Regions from separate parts of the Mus musculus genome. Here region 1 is linked to region 2. A link is a loop called in an ENCODE intact Hi-C map of the cell type or tissue named here. Cell type or tissue: heart. All regions are shown on one strand. Links, peaks and the distances in the headings refer to the core of each region. The heading gives the core; the rest is flanking DNA.

What was found. A loop is a pair of places that touch in the nucleus more often than their neighbours do. Peaks named below come from ENCODE experiments on the same cell type or tissue, not always from the same donor. Only the 100,000 strongest peaks of a DNase experiment are listed, where the experiment ranks them.
Region 1: it touches region 2 in a loop (3-fold over the local background); 5 of 42 quality-filtered maps call a loop at or near these places.

Annotation. Positions count from the first base shown.
Region 1 is chr1:72,997,362-73,005,892 of GRCm38, reverse strand. It overlaps Gm31137 (a long non-coding RNA gene), which reads right to left. Exons shown (of 3, transcript XR_373508.3): 2 at 1,335-1,458. Among named protein-coding and RNA genes, the nearest start is that of Tnp1, 14 kb to the left of the region's middle. In heart, for the core only: no CTCF peak of the experiment used is centred there; DNase peaks (open chromatin) are centred at 772 and 3,712; H3K27ac peaks cover 408 bases.
Region 2 is chr1:72,872,405-72,880,925 of GRCm38, reverse strand. It overlaps Igfbp5 (insulin-like growth factor binding protein 5), which reads left to right and starts at 6,061. Exons shown (of 4, transcript NM_010518.2): 1 at 6,061-7,120. The coding sequence starts at 6,787. In heart, for the core only: CTCF peaks have their summits at 1,463 (motif pointing right), 4,665 and 6,938; DNase peaks (open chromatin) are centred at 2,905, 5,995, 7,035 and 8,265; H3K4me3 peaks cover 4,172 bases; H3K27ac peaks cover 6,267 bases.

The DNA.
Region 1 (8,531 bases), core at 463-8,462, 130 kb before region 2:
CCAGCATGTTGCCAACACTGGAGTGACCAGGGAAGCCTCCTAACCTGCTCTGCCTCAGTTTCCTCATTTCTAAACTGGAGATAATAGCATCATTCCTTCAAAGGGTGATTGTGAGGAACATACGAGCTGCTGTTTACAAGCTGCTTAAAAACCCTAGCTGGTAGAGGCAGGGGACTAGGGGACCATTGATTCTCTAGTCTTTGCTTGGCCTGTAGGTATAGCCTGACTACAGAGCTCCTCAATTCTCAGAGTTTAACAGTGGCCACTGGATACTTTAGTGTCAGATGAATGACCCTGTACTATGAATACGGCTGGAGCCAAGCAGCAAAGCAGCCACACCCCTTTCCTGACTTAGTAGCAAGAGTTTCAGAATATCGGTTGCCCATGGAGCCCATTAATAAAGTCTGAGGAGCTGGGGCACAGGCAGAGATATGGGGAGAGGGTTGCTGGGCAGGAAGACTGGCATCAACTCCCCAGGGTAGGTTGACTACTGTAGGAAGCCCTAGTGGCCTCATGAAATACCTACTTTGCATAGGAGAGCCTTTATTTTCCTTTCTTTTCTCCTTTTCTGGGTCAAAATCACTGTAATTTTCATTAGAAGAATAAGAGATGGATATATAGCTATAAATGGTCCATGTGATGACTGATGGCTTTCTTGTGCCAAGGAAAACAAGTATGGGGCAGCTGGAAAGAGGAGCCAGGGGAGTCCATGGAGTCAGAAGTTCTCCATCTCCTTGGGACCCAGCTCCAGCCTGCACAGGCCTGGCCATCTGGGAACAGCAGTCTCATGGTCCTGAGGGAATGGCCTGCCAGGAACCTCAGGGCCCTGGACCAGGAGTTGCTGGGAGCTGAATGCTGCAATTTGCCATGGGAAAGGAAAGAGACAATCAGAGGCTGGTGGCCCAGAGAAACCACTGTTTAATTCAATAGGCCATCGACTGAATGATTGCTGTGTGCAGGGCATGGAGCCGTGGGGCAGAAGCAGCAAGGTCTTCTTGTGGCTTTTGTCCCTGAAGGCCTTGAAGCAATGGTAAGGGGAATAATGGTGACACAAATAGAGAGACGCTGATCCTCAAAGCACTGGGTCTCCAGGAGAAGAGGAGCATTTGTGTGGATGTGACCAAATGTCTTTACTTATTGCTCCCACATGTTTTGAGAAGGGATCTCTCACTGAGCCCTGAGCTCATCAATTCAACTCTACTAACCGGCCAATGAGCTTCGAGGATCTTCCTGTCTCCATTACCAACCACATGTGTAACAGTCATATACCTGGCTTCTACATGGATTCTGAGAATCCAAACTCAGATCCAAGCTTGTGTTTGTAGAGCACTTACTCACTGAGCCATCTTTCTGGTTCCCGGAGATATGTTTTAAAGGATTTTGACAGATGGAGTTCAGAGACATTCTAGGCAGAAGGATCCATATGGTAAGCCATTGAGGTAGGGAGACAGAAGGCTCCTAGGAGAACAGGGATCCAAATATGACCACTTAATAAAAAAGAAAAAAAAAAGACATGAGCACACAACTCAGTAAAAGAGCCCTTAGACAGGACCATCAGGCCAAGTGCAAGGGGAAAGAAGAGTCAAAGAAGGTTTGGGAGCCCAAAGATCATAGATGAACCCTGAACATTAAGACAGCTAACTGGGATGGAATGAGAGGAGGCAGAAGACAGGTATCTAATGGTTATAAACCTTTAGAAAGACTAACACATTGTGTGTGTGTGTGTGTGTGTGTGCGCGCGCGCGCGCGCGTGTCCTAAAAAGTCTCCAACTCATGTTCACAAGCCCCATGTCTCCCTGAGGATCTTGAGGTAGTAAGTGGTTTCTGAGAAATGGAGAAACGTCTTCAATGGTGTGGCCACTGTTAAGTTGCTCAACCTTACTAAATACATCCTTACTCATGCTCTTAGAGGCAACTCTAATTAAACTCATTTGGTCACCAGAGCCAACACACAACCCAAAGTGTAAAAGCAGAAAGGGGGCTAGTTGAGAAGAGGAAGGGATGGGGGGAGTTGGAGGAGAACAGGAGAGTGTAATGGAGGTGACTATGATCAAAAGTACATTATAGACATATTTGAAAATGTCATAAGGAACCCCACCATTATATATAATTAATGTATGATAATTAAAACACTTGAAAAAATAAATTTTAACATCCATATCACAGGATATATCATGAGGGTATAACATATCTCCCACTTTTGTGTCTCCCATGCCACCTGAACATGACCAGAGAGGTGTCTTCCTCGTCCTCTGACTACCAAGTGCTGTCTGTCTTCCTGGTCCTTTTCTATCTCAGCCTTGGCTTCTCTCCATGGTGGTCACCATTCATCCTGCCCCTTCTTGCAAGCACCAGCCTTCCCTTCTTAAAGGATGAGTCTAAACCTCTGTGGCCTAGAATCTGGGCTGCCATGGGATTGTTTGATCAGCAGGTTAATACAGAAAATACTCTAGAACAGTCTAGATTTAGTCTTGAAAAGGATAAGCCATGTCTTCCTCACTTCCTCTAAAGAAATCCAGACTCCTAACAAGATCAACTCTCCTGAGCCCTCTACATTGTAGGGAAACCCGAGTTAGCCATTTGGAACAGCCACAGGGGGGAGAGGAAACTGATAGCCATTGCAAGGCCCAGGCATGCGGGATAAGGAACTGTCTTGAATGTTAAGCCAAGTTGAGCCTTCAGATGACTGCATCCCCAAGATCTATAGAAACACAATGGAACAAGTGAGTCCCAGTGAGGAACAGCACCCAGAAGAGCCTAAGGATTATAGTTTGGATAAGAAACATCCCCCAGAGGCTCATATGTTGAAACAATCCCCAATTGTTGTGTTACTGTTATATCATAGGGACATTTGCCTCATCAGTAAATTAATCCACTGATGAACTCGTAGCTGAATGGGCTGTATTAGGGGTTTCAGCCCAGGTGATCAAAATAAATCACTAGGGGCATGCTTTCCAAGAATAGATCTTGTCTTCAAGCACTTTCTGTCTGTCTATGCATCTGTCGGTCTTCCTAATTGCCTGCCTGTCTGCCCTCTGTTTATCTAGAGTGAGCCACCTGGCTCCACCATGTCTCCTCATCGATGCTGCTTTATCTCAGTATGCATGGGCGGGCCCACAGTGAAGGAACCCCATGGACTATCTACCACCTCTAAAATCTGAAATGAAAGTAAAACTGCCCTCCTTTTACGTGGTTTTCTTAGGTATTTATTGAAGTCAAAAGTGAATAACATTACCCCTCAAGGTACCAGAGTGTGAAAAAAAATGATTTCTGTTAAAAGCCAGTAAGTTTGGGAATAGTTTCATTTTTCCTCTGAAATATCCTTTCTCCTTCACCCTTGTACATCAGATGAAAGTCATGACTTCCTTGCTTGTCTGCCTTCTCCTCTCCAGGCTCATTTCTTCAGCCCTACCCTATAGCATGCAACAAAAAATGCCCCTTTGGATCATGGGAGTAACTTCCCACCCCCTGCATGGGTTCCAGTGTGCTTCCACAAAGCTGTATCTGTTGCTTCCATACCTCCGGGGGATAGGAGCGTGGGGGGTGGGGGGGACTTCTCCCATCTCCGAGGAAGAACTCTCAGGGACTGCCATTCACCTGCTAGGGAGTGGGTGGTATCTGGAAGGGGTTGCTGCCAGAGGCCACAGGAGCACTGACCTCTGGCCTTGGGAGCAACAGTAGCTGCTGTTGAAATGGGCCTTTGCCATGACCCGGTCCTGAGGGAGCATCTGCAGATGTGTGGTTGTCCCGGAATAGGCCATGGGAAAGTCCAAGAGCAGCCACGGCTGTTGACAAGCATCCCAGAATCCCACTGGAATGTGGTACCAGAATACACTGAGCACTAAGGTCTTGGGTTCTCTGCTATTTTCTTTTTTAATTTTTGGCTGGTCTCTCAGCTGGGAATTCATAACACTAAAATGACCTCAGAACAATCACTCCAAGCATGCCACTCCATTCCTACCTCTACCCCCCACCACTCCAACCCCCTACATAACTGACAACCAAAGTCACCTGGGATAAGACAGCACAAATCAACAAGGCCAGGAAACCAAACCTCCAAGACTAAGAGACCCTTGCTCAGGAAAGCAGACTGGGATCTAAATCCTAACTCTGTCATCAAATTCTTCAGGCAAGGCCAGAGCAACGCAAGTTACTCTGCAGTGGGTACTCTTGCTCGCTTGTCAACCCCAGCACAATCGGGTGTGACTGAAGGGATGGACTGTGGGACTACGCAAGGAACTCCAAGCAGAACAATGTTCCCAGACACGGAGCAAGTCATCTTCCATTTTGAGGAAAGAGATGATGGGAAAACAAGAGTTAATATGTGAAAAAAAAAAAGAAAAAAAAAAAAAAAAAAACCTCAATCCTGAGTTTTTCCCTTATAATCCATGAGCTAAGACTCTTTTCCATAATTTTCAATGGTTTGGAAAATAATGATTAGGCAAAGAAAAATAATATTTCATCATAAATAAACACGAAATTCAATTTTGCACTCATGAACAAAGGCTAGGGGGGGGCACATAGCCATTCACATACTAGAAACATTTGCAGCCACTCTTAAAATGTAGTGCAAGACTAAGCTCCTGCCACTAAGACTGCATGGGAGTTGTCACTCCAGGTGAGAGCCCTTGCCCAGCATGCCTTGGGATCTGGGTTCAAACTCAAGCACTACAAAGAAAGAACACAGATTATATGACTCATAAAGCAAAAATGGTTGCTTTGTGCTTGTGTGTGTGTGTGTGTGTGTTTGCTGGTTTCTGGCCTAACCCAACAACTAAAAAAATCTCCACCTTCCTTTCCTTTCCAATAGAAGCCTTTTAGAGTGTTATAAATCAACTTCATTGGTATAAATTGTTTATCTGATCTCATTTTTCGCCCTATAAGAAAGGAATTAGTTCAAAATGAGAAAGACTACAAAAAACATTTTTTAAGTATCAAAAAGGGAACTCCAAAGAAACTCTTAGTCTTCATTTTGATACTGTTAAGGCTTAGAACCATCAGAAAATGAGAAAGAAACATTTCTGAGTTCACCAGAGAGTCTATCACCAGACCCTGAATATTTATGCCTCCTTTGGAGCCTTGTCTTCCACATCTTATCCCCACTGGGACATGCACTCTAGAACAACATGGTGTCTCCGGTAGCCTTCTCGAAGCATCCACATACAGCTTACTCCAGCAGCAGACAGCACAGTACAATTTAGAACCAGACATAGCAATTGACATCCATCCCTCCCCACAAGCAGATGGCACTCAAGGATAAATCCATTCCACAAAATACATGTCAGTCACCATTGCATACACTAGCAAGATTTTGCTGAAAGGACCCAGATATAGCTGTCTCTTGTGAGACTATGCCGGGGCCTAGCAAACACAGAAGTGAATGATCACAGTCAGCTATTGGATGGGTCACACGGCCCCCAATGGAGGAGCTAGAGAAATTACCCAAGGAGCTAAAGGGATCTGCAACCCTATAGGAGGAACAACATTATGAACTAACCAGTACCCGGGAGCTCTTGTCTTTAGCTGCATATGTATCAAAAGATGGCCTAGTCGGCCATCACTGCAAAGAGAGGCCCATTGGACTTGCAAACTTTATATGCCCCAGTACAGGGGAACGCCAGGGCCAAAAAGGGGGAGTGGGTGGGTAGGGGATTGGGGGTGGGGGGTGGGTATGGGGGACCTTTGGGATAGCATTGAAAATGTAAACGAGGAAAATACCTAATTAAAAAAAATACATGTCAGCTACTTGCCATCTGTCTCTCAGTCGGTGTTTGCCTCTAACAGCAGATCTATTGAAAATATCAGTCTTAATGATTTTACTTCCCTGAACCTAAAGTGATACCTATTATGCCTAAGTCAGGATAAGCATTCAACTAGAGCCATTATCCTTTTCCCCTTCTCTTGGCGCCATGTACCTAGGAGGTGTAGAGTAGAATCCATGAACTAAGTATAGAGGTTCCCCAGAAAACTAAAAACAGAGCACATGGTCTAGCCATACCACTCCTATACCTAAAGGACTCTGAGGTAGCACACAACAGAGAAAACACTTATACACCTGTGCTGACTGTTGCCCTACAACAGCCAACACATGGACACTACCATGACTGATAGCATCTCTGAGCTCAATGCAAAATGGAGGACTCCCTTTACCTAGCCAGGACTCCCCCACCTCTGACCTTGTCTGGCAAGGCTGAACCTCCATATCCTCTACTTGAAGAAGGTCAACTAGTCCTCTGGCAGTCCTATGTTACGAATTCAACCTCCTCTTTTCCCCTTCCTCTTCTCCCCTGATAAGAACTCACCCAGCAAGTATTTGAGATTCCTGGAATGCCTCTTCATACACAGAACTTTAAACTCCAGCCAATGATCTTCATTCACCCTGAAAACTCCTTCTCACTCTTCAAGGTCCATATACATCCCAGTTTCACATGAAATAAACAGTATATGTATAAGCCCACTGTGAATAAAGGTATGCACACAAACTAAGATTGTCTCCAAAAGCTGTTTCATTAAAGACCGTTGGGGAAGGCTTTCATCTTCAAGAGCTGTAACACTGAAATCTTCAGTGGCTTTCTCCCTGCCCCTGGCACTCACTCCTAGCTGGACCAGGATCCTGCAGGACTCCATCCATTCCAGACTCTGCTTCATCCTTCTAGTGCCATGTCTGGACACCCTGAGAGGGAGGAAGCAGAGGACTCAGGACCACAGATGTCCATCCACAAATACATATGGAAGGAAAATATGGTGCGTGTATACATAGTAGAATTTTATTTGGCTGAAAATGGATGGGAATTTGACATTTACAGGAAAATGGATGGAACTGGAGATCATTATGTTAGGCAAAATAAGCCAGACTTGGTGAAATAGACAGACAAGACACATCTGTGTCTTTCCACAATGTCTGTATTATTGAATGACTGTAAATTCGCAAGGTTTTGTTGGCAGTAGTTTGTTAAATTGTCCTCATTTCCCCAACAGCTGGCTGAGATAAGCAACCTCTTTCATTCCAATTTTAATCCATGTTTTCTCTCTTATGGGAAAGATAGATTCAAATGTGTGGGTGTAAGGGGTATGACATGAAAGAAGAAAGGGGACAAAGGGATCTTGGAAGGGGCAGGAGAGATCAAAAGCAAAGAGGAGAGGGGAATGAGAGGGGAGAATGGAATATTTATTCTGTGAAAGCATAAGAGTAAATTTAGGAGATGGAGAAAGGGGCCAGCAAAGAGGGGGGGGGGAGGGAAAGGTGGTATGGGAGAGAGAAAAAGAACAAAATGTAATGAATATTTATGAGAATGTCACTGTGCTAATCAAAAATAATTGATTTAAAAAATAAATATAAAATGAAATTCAAAAAAATCAAGATGAATTGAATTTAACATTCTTCTTAGTGACGTTCTACCAACTGCCTCTTTCCCCAAAATCTTGGACAGAAAAGTAAATCTGCACACTTGTGCATTGAGCTTCCACAGGATGTCTCCCTGTGAGCATCAGGGCTGCCTCACCTTCTATCTCAGTCAGGGTTTCTATTCCTGCACAAAACATCAAGAAGCAAGTTGGGGGGAGGGGTGGTATTCAGCTTACACTTCCACATTGCTGTTCATCACCAAAGGAAGTCAGGACTGAAACTCACACATGATAGGAACTTGGAGGCAGGAGCTGATGCAGAGGCCATCGAGGGTGCTGCTTTCTGGCTTGCTTCCTCTGGCTTGCTCAGCTTGCTTTCTTATAGAACCCAGGACTACCAGCCCAAGGATGGCACTACCCACAAAGGGCTGCCCCCTCCCCTGATCACTAACCGAAAAAATACCTTACAGCTGGGTCTCATAGAGGCATTTCCTCAAAGGAGGCTACTTTCTCTGTTATAACTCCAGCTTGTATCAAGTTGACACACAAAACCAGCCAGTACACCTTCCATCTAGTTCATCTGACTGAAAGAGTTGTCTTTCTTTGCTTTTCTTTTTAGCCTTTCAAACAACTAGGGAGATCCTCAACTCACATCTGACCACCCCCAGCCCCCTAACTTCATCTAGGGTACAGGAAATGAAAGGAAATCACCCCTGCAGGGACACCAATCCATTATTGCTTTTGTAGAAGAGACTCATTTTTACATCTTCCTAAGAGAAGAATCCTTCCCCTCTCAGCTGGTGTGTCTAGTTTCTGGCAAAGAGAATTATGAGAAATCATCTCCTGGAAGCTGCTGGTTACCCCAGCCATCTGGAACTTCCATAGGCTGCCTTCATGACAAAGGCCTCAGAGATAGACTTTTCAACATCTGTATTCTTCAGAACTGACTCCTTCAGGAATATTCATCTCTCTTACAGAGCAGAACCCTCCTAAACTTTAATTTAATGGAAAAATTTTGATGAGACAGCAAAAGCCCCATTCAACACCTTTAGTCATGTCAATTCAGAATGCTATGGAGAACTTCTCATTTTAACTTTTCAACTTATTACACAATTGTGTAATCAGAATGATGAGTGGGGAATGGAATCAAGTGTACTAGGAATTGGACATAGCCATTGTCACACTTG
Region 2 (8,521 bases), core at 522-8,521:
CCACCAGACGCACGTTGGATTTGTTACACGTTTGACTGTGAGTTACTTTTTAATCGTTGCACTTTTGAAAACCTTTTACTATCGCCACGTTTCCCACAGGCCTCACATTCAGTTCCACGACACCATGTGTGCAGGGACACGACTCACGTTGAAGAAAGAGTTCCTGGATGCATTCTTTGGAAGTTACACAAGGATGTGCATTTCTGTTTCATTTTTTTAAGTGGTTTTGAAGACTGAACGCACCTTAGATCACTTTGGACGATCACCTTCTAATCTCACTATAGAAGAACATTTTCCCCTAACAAAACATCAAAGCCAGGTCCACTCCCCACTGAGATAGCAGGGAAAGAGCCCACGTGACCGCGGCGGGAGTCAGGTTGTAAAAATGCTGGTTCTATTTCTCTCATGACTGAAGGAATTTCCCTGTAGGAATTTTGACTATACCCAAATTTCACTTTGCAAACTGGCTTTAAAACTAATCACGGTGAAACCAGGTCGTGGGAGTGTACACCTTTGATTGCAGCACTTAGGAGCCGGAGGCAGGTAGATCTCTGAATTCAAGGGCACCCTGGTCTATGGAGAGAGTTTCGGGACAGCCAGGGCTATACAGAGAAACCCTGTCTGGAAAAACAAAACAATGCCGGACGTGGTGGTGCACGCCTTTAATCCCAGCACTCGGGAGGCAGAGACAGGCGGATTTCTGAGCCTGGTCTACAGAGTGAGTTCCAGGACAGCCAGGGCTACACAAAGAAACCCTGTCTCGAAAAACAAAACAACAACAACAACAAAAACCTAACCACTGTGTAAGGCAGGACTCCAGTACTGGTTAGGGAGTAACCGAAGGATTAAATAATGGATCAGTACATCAACATGTGTACTCAAAAACTTTACACTGTAACAGTTAAATTGCAATCACAAATATTGATACATATTTTCCAGCAAGACCTCAGCCTAATACCAACCAACATATTAATTAGTATTGTCACTTGTTTTGTAGGGATGGGAGCGTTGGTTGACTTTATTTGCATTTTTGATGGATTTGACAGTGCTTTGACTGTAAGACTATGGTGCACTCCGAGTTAAGCGCACTGACTTTACTGTACCCATGCAGTCTTCTCTTACAGAACTGAAATGATTTCATTATGAAAAAAACCCAAAACAATATTTTCCTACAGTCTTTCCTCAGCATCAAATGAGGAAATAACACAATCTTCAGATTGTATTGTGCTAGAATGTTTGATTTTTTTTTTTTAATGGCTGAGTTGTTGACTTGAGTTTCCTTTAAAAGTTGTTAAGTGAATTTTGGTTGGGGATTAAGACGTTGCATATTTGTGCATATTTAGAGTGTATACGATTTTAAGGCTAACAATAAGAGTCAGAATTGATTTTATTTAAAGACTTATTTCTATTTTCATTACAGTGGATGGGGGTGCATATGTTTGTGATGTCTGAAGAGGCCAGAAGAGGGCGCTTGACCCCCTGGAGCTGGAGTTGTCAGACATGAGTGCTAGAAATCCAACCTAGACCCCTGTAAGAGCAGCTCGTGCTGCTAACTGCTGAGACATCTCCCCAAGCCCCAGATTTTATGTTTAAGACTCCAAAATCTGTTATCTTGTAACCATTTTCTAATAACTAAAAGGAAGGCAGCCTGAGGAAGGTCTTCTCCTGCTTCACATAAATTCGCCCACACTCCCTCTCCCCGCTGAACTATGATGAAACCTGTCCTCCACAAGGCTCTGTGGTTTTTATTTGGCCTTTCCATAGTTCACGCTCATTAAACCCGTTTCAAGCAGTTAACCCTCTGTCTCTCTCCTCTTACTCCATTTCCCTACCCACTTCTCTCTCTCCTCCAGAGCCGGACCTCCCCATCCTGTCTTCGAAGTCACAACGGATCACTTTTCCTTGTTAATCTCATTTTCCAAAGTGAACGGGGCTTCTGAGCTGCCCGTTGTAGAAACAAGCCAGGTCCCGTGGTCTGAGAGACAGGGGGGCTGCAGGCCCAAACTGTCTCTGTGGAGTTCTGCTTAGCCCCCTCTCTGCCTGGATTGGCTCCAGCAACTCCTAAGCATTAATCCGTAAAACCATGGATGCATATACTGCTCACATAGGGACACAAATCACTCTGAGTCACGGCTGGCTTCTGCTCTTTTATAAAACAGTCCGCCTCGGGGGTCAATTTCAACTCCGGTTAAGTTGCCCGCTGCAGCGAGCCTCACTTATAAAACTTGAACTTTAAAGCAGCACGTGGTTTGACGCTAGAAGTCATCCTCCTTTCTATAAGAAATGTCATATAAAACCTACGAATCCACTGTGCAAAGGAACCCAGAGCTATCTGAGGAGAGAGCCTGCCTCTGCCAGAAGACTACCGGAGAGGGTGGAGCCCGTGAGCCCCTGCAACACCGTGTTATTCTTGAGAAAGTCCCGAGCCACGATGGCAAGAGGTTCTGAGCAGACAGCTATGTGTTTGGACTGCGTGAAATAGATGAATTAACATCTTAGAACTCGTAGTAAAGGGAGACGATAGTGTGCTTTTTAATGAAGACCACCACCGAGAAGTTTTAGGGCTTGTACTGATGAACGAAACGTCACCATATTCCAAGCTGGAGGAACCTGTCTTCAGGGTAAATCTTGAGGGGCTGCTAGAAGGACATTTAGTAACTCAGGCATGTGTGTTGCTAACACCAGAAAGAGTGGGCAGGCTTGACAGCATGAAAGTGAGCCCAAAGGGTGCAGGCACACAAGGATGCCCCTCTGCAAGGCTATGTCTCTCCCATGCACCTAACCCCATTGTTAAAGCTCTTCGTTCGTTCGTTCATTTGCCTCTCCTCTGCTTCTTCTTCCTCTTCCTGCATGAAAGGAGGTAGAGGCATGATTTCAGTGATGTATCTGTTCTGCCACCTAGCCTTCAGTGATGACACTACACCACAGCAGTCCTGAGCTGCTCCCTACCCTGCCTGGCTCTATCCTGCTCAACTTCTTTTACTGTAGAAGGACTTGAAGACTGGGTGCCTGTTTTTAAAAGTACCAGAGTGTAGGATCCAGATAAGACAGTGGCATTAGTCTTCCTGATGGGTCTTGGTCTCTCTGTATGCATGTATCTGGTGGGGAAAAAGTCAATGACCAGATCTTGAAAGTGGAACCAATGATGAATAAACCTCTCTTAGACAATAGTTAACTTGCTTTCCCCAACCCTGTTATCAGGAACCATCCTTGCCCTAGAAATCATTCCAAAATCTTGGAGAAACAGCTGGCTTATGGAGGTCTGGTAAGCTTCCTGAACGAAAGCCCTTTGAATGTTGTTCAGACAAACAGCACAAATCTTTCATTCTCTTGTAGTTCTTGAAGCTTGGTCCTGGTCATCACTTAATTCTTGTCAAAGCAAATAAAAGAGTGATCTCAGGGGAGACAGAGCATGGTAGATGACATTTAACTTCAAACATCACTAAGAAGATTGTGTCCAAAGGCTTATCAGAGCTCAGCTATCCACACACAGGTACGTTCCTGGCAGCAAAGCTAAGCCAGCCATTAAGGAGGTCTCTGAGAGTGCGACCAGATTTCAGTGTGTCCAGAATAAGTTAGTCATCTCAGTGAAACTCTGTTGATATTAAGTCCCCCCCCCTCCCATCTTCTGAAGAGTCCAGGGCTTTTCGAATAGAGGGCAGAGAGAATGGACTCATGGGAAGCCCTTATGCCCCAACACCCAGCACGCTTGTCACTGAACATCACATATAGACTGTTGAGCATAAAATTCACCTCTCCAGTCACTGATAAAAATCGCTACAGACGATCCCAGGGTTCAAAGGAGGTTTCGTGTGTGCTCTCAAGAGCCTACCCTGTGACCCTGAAGAGCAGTGCCCGTCTCTCGGTTCCTTCTGCTCTTTTGGAAGTGGAGCTCATCATGGTTGTTTAATATAGAAAGTCATTCACTGATCTCTCCCCATGACCCCACCATCACCCTTCGAGGACCAATTTCCCACTCTCTCACTTCTCTTCTCCCTGCCCACCTCTCTTCTCTATGAGCCCTCTCCTTCTCTTACTGGTCCTTACACACTGTACTTAGCCACAAGAAGTCAGCTAGAACAAAATTTACTTCTAGAGGCTATATTTTGAGAGTACTGGGCAACTCTTGAGAAACCGGACAGAAGAACCACCCTAGATTTCTCGTTTCAAATGCTACACCAGGGTGAGCTGAGCCCATCCCCACACCATGCCCCTTTCTAACACTCTTCCCTCCTGAAGTTAACTTAAATAAGAAAATAACACTTGATCTCTTCCCCTTCTAAAATAATGCAACCCAGTTTCTAATGTTAAGTTGCTCCCTGCTTTCCCAAGCCCTCCAACAGCAGAGACAGGCTCTTGGAACCAACCAACCCTCCTGCCTTTTTGGGGGGTGTGGGGGTACATTGGTGCACACAGCTCTTCTTCCCTCTGCTAGCCACCAACACAATAAAACTGCCCTGGCAATGGGTGTAAAAGGACACCTTTAAGATTTGGTCCTGTCTTAAAATGTGCCTATTGGCAGAGAACCGAGAATCTGGATCAGAATCTGGGAGTGTGAACAGCGCCCGGGGAGATGCTCCCAAATGGAGCCAGCAAGGGAAATATTTTCTCAATATTGCAGTCCTCCAGCAAGAATTCTTATCATAGATAAGGGTGCAGTCTAGTGGCAAAATTCATGAAATGCAGCCCCTTTTTCTAAAAGAACAGAGCAAGGGAAGAAGAGAGTTGGAGAAAGGGCAAAAGCCCTGCCCCCAAGAACTCCCCAGAGACCATCACTTGATCATGTCTTTTCTTACCTGTGGTGGGCAGTCTACAGACCACCTATCATGTCAAATTAATTTTTAAAACAAACAAAAAAAGCTAAAGCCATCATATTCCTTCTTTCAAAAATTAGGTTTTCTTTCATTTTCCTAAGGGAAGAATGGTCCCTAGTGCTGACTAGCGATCTGGGGCTTCCTGTGGCATGGTGAGGATTTCTCACGTGCAGGCTCCAGGATGCTACCTTGGTACATATTAACCCTTAAACAAGGTCTCCTGCAGCGAGGTACCTGCTCACTCCAGGATCTGCCTACCCCACAGAAATGCCTCATTGTCAACCCAAGAAGGTTATCACTTTATCCTACCTTCCTTCCATTTAAAAGGACATTTAAGGTGTCCATGAGGACACCAGATAAAACTGACAACCCACAGCATTTCCTCCAGGGTCTCAGTCACTACTCCCAACAAAGCTGGGGAGGGGGGTGGGGTGGAGGGCGTTATCCCTTCTTGAAAGTGCACATAGCACGCTCACACTCAGAGAGAGAGAGAGAGAGAGAGAGAGAGAGAGAGAGAGAGAGAGAGAGAGAGAGATTCCCTGGTCATCTATATAGGTGAAGGAAAATGACCACTGGCTTTAACTAAAATCAGTACCCCACCAGAACAATAATGACAAGCCCTTGCCATAATCCCTCTGCCCCTTTTAATGGGGGAGGGGTCTACACACGCGCCCGCACTCCTTTTCTCTTTAAATTTATCTCAATGCCCCTCACCAGCTACTGTACACTACTTGTCCTCCAAACACAAACACACAGACAGACAAACCTTCAGTGGTCTCTTAGACACTTTTTTTTCTAAAGTTGGAAAGGACTTCTTGGGCAGGGTATACACGGCTAATAAGAAAATGTGACTCCTAACAGCCAGTGTCCGGGCTAGTTGTCGGAAAACAGACTCGCTCCATTGTATTCACCCAGCTTCTGAAGAGTACTGCCATCCACTCCTCCCTCCACCTTCTCCCTACTCTCCTCTGTAGCTCGCCTGTCTTCGCCCCCCCCCCAAAGCCCTTTCCGTACATTCCGTGAGGAGGAGGGCTCTGTGTAGGGAGCGAAGGGGAGCCCCCGTGTCTAGAAGGCCTCTCTTCCCCACCCCCACCCCGTGTGAGTTTGCGCTGCAAAGCTCCTTGGCATCCTTGCATGGGTTGGGTGTTGGGGAGCTCAAATTGCAGCTACAACTGGCTGGCAGCCAGGGGCCGTCTATTTAAAAGCGCCTGCTCGACCAGAGCCCGCAGTCTCTTTGGAAACTTCTAAAAGAGCTAGGAAAGAGCTGCAAAGCTGTTTGGGCTTTTTTCCCCCTTTTTGTTCCTTTTTGTTACCCCCCCCCTCGGTCTGCACCCTTCTCCGGACTTCACGCAGAACCTGCGGGTTTCGAAGAGGTGGTGACAGAGCAGGTGTTGGGGTCCAGGTTTGGTGAGGTCTGGGTTTTTGCCCTTTTTCCCCCCTCGATTTCAACATTTTCCCGATCTTGTTGTCAGCCGCCGACGCCTCTTACCTGTTCTGCGGCAGCAGCGCAGCTGGCCGCTGAGACCGAGCGGAGTGGGGTTGCGTTTTAGATTTTAAGCAAAGGGGGGAAAATTAAGCCCAATCCATTTTTTTCTTCACCTCCTCCCTTTTCAAGGCCTCCAAGCTAATTATTTCTGTTGCTTTGGAGTGAGCAATTCTGTGGTTCTCTCCACCACCACCCCCAATTCTGACCCGATCCCGCCTGGGGGTTTCTACGGTCTCCGCTCGCTCTGCGTGCACCTGGCGCGCCTCTTTTTTTCACCCCCAACCTGTTGCAAGTCTTTAATCCTCGCAATTGGGACTTGCGTGCAGGCATCTGAATCCTCCTTGCCTCATATTTTGCAAGTGTTTGGGGGAGAGCACCTGCTCTACCTGCAAGAGATTTAAAAGGAAAAAAATCTCCAGGCTCCCTCTTTCTCCACACACTCTCGCTCTCCTGCCCCGCCCCGAGGTAAAGCCAGACTCCGAGAAAATGGTGATCAGCGTGGTCCTCCTGCTGCTGGCCGCCTATGCCGTACCGGCTCAAGGCCTGGGTTCTTTCGTGCACTGTGAACCCTGCGACGAGAAAGCTCTGTCCATGTGTCCCCCCAGCCCTCTGGGCTGTGAGCTGGTCAAAGAGCCCGGCTGTGGCTGCTGCATGACTTGCGCCCTGGCGGAGGGACAGTCGTGTGGCGTCTACACGGAGCGCTGCGCCCAGGGTTTGCGCTGCCTCCCCCGGCAGGATGAGGAGAAGCCGCTGCACGCCCTGCTGCACGGCCGCGGGGTTTGCCTCAACGAAAAGAGCTACGGCGAGCAAACCAAGATAGGTGAGCGCTACTGGGGTTTCAGTTGCACGGCACAGGAGCTGGGGAGGGAGGCACCTTGGATGGGTGGGGACCGGGGACCGATTGGGAACCCGCGCGCTTTGCGCGCGCAGCAAGTGGCTTAGACCCTAGTAGCTCCTGAGAGTAGATGGGGTGGGTCCTTGCACCTCACACTTGAATCCCTGGCAGAGCAAGCTATCCTAGGCGGCTGTCTAACCGTCTCTACCAGTTTACACTTCATCTCCACCCCAACCCGACCCTCCCCCACTCCTAACTCGTGGCAATTCTGACTCTGAGCTCCTTTTGAGTCTCAAAGTCCAAATCCCAAGAGAATCCTCTCTGAAAAAGAACAGGTTAAATTATCAACTCCCTTCTCCACCCCAACCCCGTACTTTTCTCCCTAAACTTTAGAAAATCCTTTCTGTTAAAAGGTCATTTTAATTGGAATCTGAAGATGCGTTCCATCTTTAAAGCTAATTCTACCTTGATCCCTCCAAGCCTCACCCCTCCGCCCCCATCTCAGTGCCTCTAAATTTATCTCTCACTCTATTCCTATTTGCTCAGGAGCGCGCGCGCGCGCGTACGCGCGTACATCCCCCCCCCCCACTTGACAACTAATGTCTTTTGGGTGGAGGTATTGAGAGCTCACCCACACGTACACTTGCTGCTTTTGAATTGATATGATTGATTATGATCGATGAAACATATTAGACTGTAAAACGTCTCTCTTTTTTCCTCCCAGGAAGAGAAAGAATACTTCGGGAGGGCTGGGGTAGGGCGTGGGGTATGAGCTGAAAGAGTTTGGTGTTCTGTGCTGAATGTTCGTCCCTGAATCTAATGGTTTTTTTTCCCCTCCTAAATTCAGATTTTAGTTAAGATAAAAAGATGGACACAGGTTTGAGAGGTGAAGAGGGATGTGGGGGTGAAGACATCCTCAAGTTCCCACTGGATGCTGGCCCTCTCCATCTCCCTTCCCTCTCTCCTCACTCCACCCCCACCCCCAGCAGCCCCACCCTCCACCCATCACTTAAACCAGACTAAAAGTGAGTGTGGCTAAGTGCGTGAGGGGCCCTGGAAACACAGAATGCAAAACTCAAGGGGCGGAGACAGGAAGACCACGCTCTGGGAGCCACCCCTCCGTTTGCCCCGCCCCCTCTTGCCCCGCCTCCAAATTCTCCGTGCCTGGAGTCTGTGGTTTAAATGATTGACAGAGCTTCTTGTTCAATCAAAACAGTTTTGCCTCGAGCTAGGTTTCTTGGGGGAGTTACCTGATTATATATTTTTATCAAATTATTTTTATATTTATATATTATAAATATTTAAGCTTAACCAACAATGCACAAAATCTGAGCTAGGAGAGATGTTAAGACTTAGCTAAATGTTTATTTGGTGCGGTTCCTTACA